Linked DNA regions of Homo sapiens: region 2 is linked to region 1. Evidence: chromatin contacts called from ENCODE Hi-C or POLR2A ChIA-PET data. All regions are on one chromosome and are shown on one strand. The core of a region is the stretch at or near the end of the contact, and the rest is flanking DNA. Distances in the headings are between cores, read along the strand shown.

Region 1 (3,306 bases), core at 522-3,021:
GGATGTGTCACTCTACCCCCTCAAGTTTGGGGAGCAGGCATGTCCCAGGAGGCACATATTTTCTGCTTTTCCATGCAGTTTAGTTTTTACACAGGCAGGTTTTCCAGCTCTGCTTGTGACTGAGTGGACATGTTCAATTCTGGGCCCGCTGTCCCTGCAGATCTAAAGCCATGGCTGCCATTCCAGCCTTTAGCAGAGACAAAGCTGACATTTTGCTCTCCATAAGTCTGACTCCTGTTGCTATCTCAGTGGATTCTGAACTTACATGGGGACCATGGGTATTATCTTGAAGCCCCCTAAAGCCACAACAGTGGGCACTCAACAAACCTTGGCAGCAGAGTGAGTATGACAAGTTCAGAGGACAACGAGGAGATGGGCCTGCTTTGAGCGGAGGAAGTATGCTGATGTAGTTGAAGAGAAGTTAGATGGACAGGGTGGGCCCAGTAATGCAGGGCTTATAAGAAAGGCAGAGTTTGGATTTGATGTGGGTAGAAGAACGCTGAAGTTTCTGAGTAGAGGAAGAACATGAACACGAGGAAGACAATGTTTAAAATAAGGGAAAGAATATGACAATGGATTGCAGTGGAGACTACAGGGGAGAGCCTGGAGTCAGAGGACAACGAAAGGAGGTTTCCAGAATTTCTGAGTGAGGGAGGATGAAGGTCTGGCCTAGGAAAGTGGACATGTGAACGGAGGCGAGGGGATGCATATGAGATCTCAGCGGCTAAACTGCCAGGCTATGGGTACAAGCCGGCTCTGAGAAAAGGAGATAGGTTTGAAGGCAACCACCCTGAAAGAGGTAGATAAGCAGGCCCTGAAGCTGGGGGAAGTGAGGCTTAGTCTTGGGCATGTGAAATCTGAGTTGCTAAGTGGATCTGCTCTCCTTACTAGTTATGGCAGGAAAGGCGCCTTAATTAGGAGCATTTTAGGGAGTTAACCCTGTCAAAGAGGTAGCACACTTTCGAAGGCCAAGGGCTGGGAAGAAGGTGGTGAAGATGGCAATCCTGAACACAGAGGCTACTTGGGATGACAGGGATGGGAGGAGGGACACAGGTGATGAGTGAGTGGGCGGAAGAGAGGAGGGGGACACCGCTCCCCGGCCCGAGGGAAGGAGGGGATGAGGCTGCCGGCAAACGCTGGACTCAGGATCTTCCCAGCAGAGCAGGGCGGCCGCCACCTCACCCGGGACAATGCACTGTAGAACCCACAGCAGCCTTCCCCACGCCGGCCGGTCTTCCCGGCCCTGCGCCCACTTCCCGGTGCCCCGCTGCCCTGCTGCCGTGACCCCGGGATGCGGGGTCTCCTCTGCCTCCCTGGGCCTCCCCCTTCAGCCATGGGGGGCGGCTCCGCTTCCTAGGCCGCGGGACGTCTTTTCCTCCAGGTTCCAGTCCCGGACCTTCCCGGGCCCCCCACGGCACCGCCCACCTGGCCACCGCCGCAGCCCGCCCGGGCCGCCGCCAGCCAGCAGCCCCTCCCGGGGTGGGGTTTCCCTTCCCCCTACCCCTTTGTGGCAGGGACCCACGGGACACCCCCTCTGCCTCCGCTCCACGTCCAGGGGGCCGAAGGGGCGCCGGACGAGGGACCGTGCGGAGAGAGGGGTTCGGCGGCGCCAGGACTCCCGCGGGCTCCCCGGAGCAGGGGTCGGAAGGAGGGGGAGCGGGAGCCGCGGGGGCCGCTGCAGCAGAAGGGGGAGGAGAATGGGGAGGAGCTGGGGGGGCAGGCAGGCGGGGAAGGAGAGGTCTTAAGGGGCGGCGAGGGGAGGTCGCATTTCCTCCGAGGCTGGCGATCGGCGGAGCTCCCACCTCCGCTTACAGCTCGCTGCCGCCGTCCTGCCCCGCGCCCCCAGGAGACCTGGACCAGACCACGGTGAGCGCAGGGCGCACGGCGCGGAGGCCGGACTCTTCGGGCGGCCGGGGGTGCTTGGGCGGCCGGAGCGAGCCTGCGGGACCCGAGCAAGTTTCCCAGGTCAGCGCGGGGCCCGGCGCCTTCAGACTCGCTCTCTTCTCTCTTCCGCAGATGTGGAAACGCTGGCTCGCGCTCGCGCTCGCGCTGGTGGCGGTCGCCTGGGTCCGCGCCGAGGTAGGCGAGGGGCCGAGGAGTCCGAACTCGGTCCCCGGGGCCTCTTGGGTCTGCGCGCTGGGCGGGTGGGCGCGCGTCCTGGGGATGCTCTCCCGGGGTGGCGCTGGGAGTTTCGGTCCTTGGGGTGTGCTGGGGTGGAGCTGGGGCAGTAATGCTGCTTACGAAACTTAAATCTTTAAAGCAGGAAAAGTAGTTCGGGCCGTAAGCGGGAGCCCCGCCGCGGCTAACATGGAGGGAGAGCGGGGAGGAGGAGAGGGGACGGGCTGGGCCGACGGGGACGAGGCGGCGACTGGAGCAGCAGCGAGTTCAAAAAGGCGCCTCAGTTCCGTCCTTCACTTCAGAGGAGACTGAGAGTAGTTGGGGACTTTTCCCTCCCAAGTCTGTCTCCTGGGGGCGGGGGCAGAGGAATCGGGATTCTTCTTTTGGGGCAAAATTAATTTTCCTTTCTCTCTTTTAAAGTGAGATCATGATTCTCTGAAATGTATTTTCTTCTTTGTGAAGTGTCCTCGGGTTTTGTGTTATCATCTGGGCAATGTAACGGCCTTTTCCCAAGTGTTCCCTGTAACGTTGCGCAAGTGTAAGAGAAGATCCATTGCTCTGCTCTTTGGGGGCTCGAGTTTCCAGTTAAAGCATTTCAGCGCTTGTTTTTTTGTACCAATTTTTTCAACTCTAACGACCTTCCTGAGACACTACAAACAAACCAACAAACTCTTTGCTCAGAAGCCGCTCCATTAACTCAAAGGTTTATGGACAGAAAATAAACAATTCTAAATTCCCCGGGCTCCAGTCTCCAGGAAAGTGAGGTCAGAAACTAAACATTTGATAATTATGGCAGGAAATATGGAAGGAATTAAAAAGCATGAGGGAGAAGAAATGGAATGCACATTACAAAAGAAATAGCTCCCTGGTGGGTGGTTTATGCTCCCTGTTTGAATTTTTTCCTTCATATTACAGTTTAACCACACCCTTAGCATCGCAGCTTGACTCTGCCCAAAAAAGTCATAAATGCATACAAGGTCTTCACAATTTTTAAAAAATACGCATTGTACTGAATTCTCATTTAATTCACTACTACGTTGTTGATTGAGGTGGAAACTCAATCAACTGTTTTTACTGCCAATGAAATAAAAGTAGCTAATATTTATTAAATATCTGCTATGTTGTAATAAAATTCCATTTTAATGACAGATAAATTGAGTCAGCGAAGGTTACCCAATGCTCTCAGCT
Region 2 (3,306 bases), core at 325-2,824, 110 kb before region 1:
TCCCAATTCCTATTATGTTTCAGCTCCTAGTCCTGTGTGTCCCTGAGAGGAAGAGACTGATATCAGATCTGGTAGGACATGATACTCTTCAATCTTGTCACCATAACTTTCTCCTGGAGCCATGGAATGTAGCAGTGGTATGATCCGATCCCGCCTGTCCCTGTCCTGCCCAATACTTGATAGCTGTTCTTTCCTAGTTCCAGAACCTGATTGGACCAAGTTTAAGACCAAGGTAGGGAGTGGGAGGCAGATAGGCAATGCAATGCTATTCAACATTTAAGAATACTTCCCACTTACTTGTCCTTGTCAGGCCCTGGCCATACAGACAGGCTGTACAAGACATAGGCCCTGACCTCAGGGAGTAAATGTTTTTATTGAACTGACCCACTGTGTCTCTGAATGAGAACAAAAATGAAACTGCTGCAGAAAAACCCAGTGCTACAAAGTGCTAGCATCATCAGGAGGCAGGCTGCCTCTGCAGTGCAATCCATAATCTCTGTGACTTCCAGAACCAAAAAAAAAAAAAAAAAAAAAGTTAAATTACTTTCTAAAATTAAGCTTTGCATTACTTTGGAAACTAACAAAGCATTCCTTCCCACAGACACTGTTCCCAAATTAAGTATTTTGTGCTTATACAGCTGCTCAAATGTTGGTGCATTGAAGATGGAAAAATTTCTTAGGTAGGGAAGAGATGGGGTGCCTAGAAAGGAGAGGGGAGCTCTGTCGGGGGGAGAGCAGCTGTGGTCACTAGCAGAGATTATAGAATAGTTGGAAAAGATTATCAAGTAAATAAGTGTATAAAATGTTTCTAAAGTTATTAGGTCTAAATAAGTGTAGGTTAAGGGGGCCTGTTATGGTCAAGTATTTAAAAGCATCCTTTCAAGTGAAAACCTTGGTCAGTGGCTATTCCCCACCTGTAATCAATAGGAAATGGAATAAAAGTAAACTACCGAGGGGGCATCTTAAGGTCAATGTGAGGCCTATTGTTCAAGATTTCACAGCGATTAAACCCTAGAATGGGTCACAGAGAATAGGTGGGCACTTTCCTCTAGAGGCATTTATTGAAAGAACAGAACTGTCTTGTTATCACATGCTGCAGGTAACATCCAGTGTAGAGACAGAGGCATGACTTGGATGAGCTAACTTCCCAGGTTCTCTTCTATTAAATAGATTGGAAAGTCAAAGAACTCATACAGCATTAGAGGCCCCCCATAGCAGCTAGAGAGAAATGGACAGGTGAAAGGCCCATGGTCCTCACTTGTCCGCCTCCCACCGACAACATGCCAGGGCCTGCCATTGAGCTGCCTGTTTCATTTTGTAAGCTTGTGCCTAGATGTTTGCCTTGCAAACATGTGAGCTGTCTTGGCAAACGGTTTTGTAGAAAGCCCTCACTCACAAGAATTCCATCTGCAATATTTGGACTGGCTTCTAGGACTCCCTTTTCCGCACAAGCTGTTCCCTCCTTATCTCTGGGTCTCTTCCAGAAGGTCATCAATGTTCTGCTGTACAAGGGTCATCTGCTTGCCACACTATTCCCCAGCTCCTGGAACACAGCACTGTTTTCCATGGTGGCAGCAGCAGGAATATCTTCCTCCTCAGCATGATTTTCCAGGCCCAAGATAAGCTCACAAGCACCAAAAGACACAAGGCCATGGCCTCATGGACCTCACACCCAGTAGCCTGATCTGAGTTTAAAAAGGCAGACCTGCTGTCTTAGCTGGGGGAGTAGAGGAGAGTTAGTGGGAGGGGCTACTATGGGTTTAAGTTGACAGAGAGAGGTGGTGCAGGAGCAGAGAGCAGCCAGGAGCACCTGAGGAAGGCTGCGAAGGTCATCTGGGTGGGGGCGGGTTCCAGGGGAGGAGCACTTTCTGGCAGGGTGAGGTGGGGGCGGTCCTGGAGAATGTACCCATAAGGCCAAGTCCAAGGCCTGGGTGGGGTCTCTGACACTTGTAGACACTTGGCACCAAGCCTCAGTGTAATCTTGCTTCATCTCCCTGGATTTCTACCATCATTAATGACTGTGACTTCAGTCAGGGACTACAGAAAGGGAACACTCAGTGATAATCTAGAGGCAAGGACAATTGACCAAATAATCAGATATGGCTCCAGTTTAAGTCCTTTGCCCCATTATTACCCTGCCCTCTCTTCATTATCCTATATCCCAAGTCCTTACTTTCCCAGATGTGGTGGAGAAGGTAAAGAATTCCAAGTTGTTGTAAGCAGGGTCACTCCCCATAAAATGAGATCATCTCACACCCTAGGGACTGACTCAATTGAGCTCCACTGGCCAGAGTTCTGATTGCATCTCCCCAACCGAAAGAATATTAATTCCAGGCAAAGGAGGTCTCTGTCTCCTGCATAGTAGATACTAATGACTCCACTATGAGAAAAATCCTAGAGTGATAGAGTATGAGAGTCAGCAGGGACTGTAGAGATTACATATTGATCCAACACATTCATGATAGATGAGGGAACTGAAGATTAGGGAGATGACATAAGGTCCAAGGCCACCCAGGAAGTTGTTGAAAAAATCTGGACTAGAACCCAGAAGTCTTTGGCCCAGTAACACACTAGCTCTTCCTCCTATCTTACCTGGCCCTGGCCCTCTCGGATGCCAAAGGTTTCCACCCAGGGGAAAATTAAGCAGCAAGGAAGGAAGGTCTGAATTTGCAAAACTTCTTTGTGGAAGCAACTGCGCTTCAGGAGATCCCTTTGTATCATAGCCAGCCCTGGGGACTCTGTCTCTGCCATTCTGCATCTGGTTAAATTGCTCTTCTAAGAGCCCATCTGGCTGCCAAATCTCTCCCTCTGGCCAGAAACAGCACCTGATCTCATCCTGGTGGATTTCCACTAGTCAGACAGTTCTAGTGCTTCCAAGATGGAAATGGAACATCTTACATAGAAACATAAATATTTTACAAGCAAATAACAATGTTTCTAACTCCTCTAGTCTCCCTTTAGCTAACCACTTCCAAAGGCATCTGGCAATCTTGCATTCAACCTGTGAATCAAATAAGTCAAATAAACAGATATTTATTGAGCCACTATTGGAAAGGCAATATACCAGGTATACAAAGACAGGCCTGAGTCCTTGCTTCCAATAATTCACAGGCCAGTTGGTAGGGGACAAGGCAAAATTACATTCCCAGTTAACATACAAGGTGGCAATACAAAAAGTTCCATGATGCAACAAATGATTATTTGCAAAATTTGTGGAATAGATCATAAGAACAATAAACAGAAAAGAACACTGTAAATTGAACAGTTCAGGGAAGTTTGTGCAAGAAAAATTCGATCAGGACTTTA

Evidence for each region. A loop is a pair of places that touch in the nucleus more often than their neighbours do. ChIA-PET counts read pairs that join two places held with the same protein, here RNA polymerase II (POLR2A). Pooled maps may share reads with other maps.
Region 2: a map of heart right ventricle shows a loop between it and region 1 (8-fold over the local background). The contact joins the enhancer-like site here to the promoter of FSTL1 in region 1. A Hi-C loop is called at or near these places in 27 of 168 maps with a recorded cell type or tissue (GM11168, GM23248, IMR-90 and 21 more), 1 of 37 single-sample maps with no recorded cell type and 27 of 50 pooled maps. POLR2A ChIA-PET finds 5 or more read pairs at or near these places in 9 of 52 experiments (AG04449, AG04450, H1 and 4 more).

The regions. Positions count from the first base shown.
Region 1 is chr3:120,449,457-120,452,762 of GRCh38, reverse strand. FSTL1 (follistatin like 1) reads left to right here and starts at 1,771. Exons shown (of 11, transcript NM_007085.5): 1 at 1,771-1,866; 2 at 2,017-2,079. The coding sequence starts at 2,017. It overlaps LOC124900546 (a long non-coding RNA gene), which reads left to right and starts at 2,109. Exons shown (of 2, transcript XR_007096030.1): 1 at 2,109-3,306.
Region 2 is chr3:120,554,424-120,557,729 of GRCh38, reverse strand. No RefSeq gene overlaps it. Among named protein-coding and RNA genes, the nearest start is that of NDUFB4, 40 kb to the left of the region's middle. Within about 2 kb of position 1,574, at least 10 of the 41 ENCODE cell types and tissues checked have a DNase peak (open chromatin) inside an H3K27ac peak, as active enhancers do; they include adrenal gland and heart right ventricle, where a contact is called at or near this core.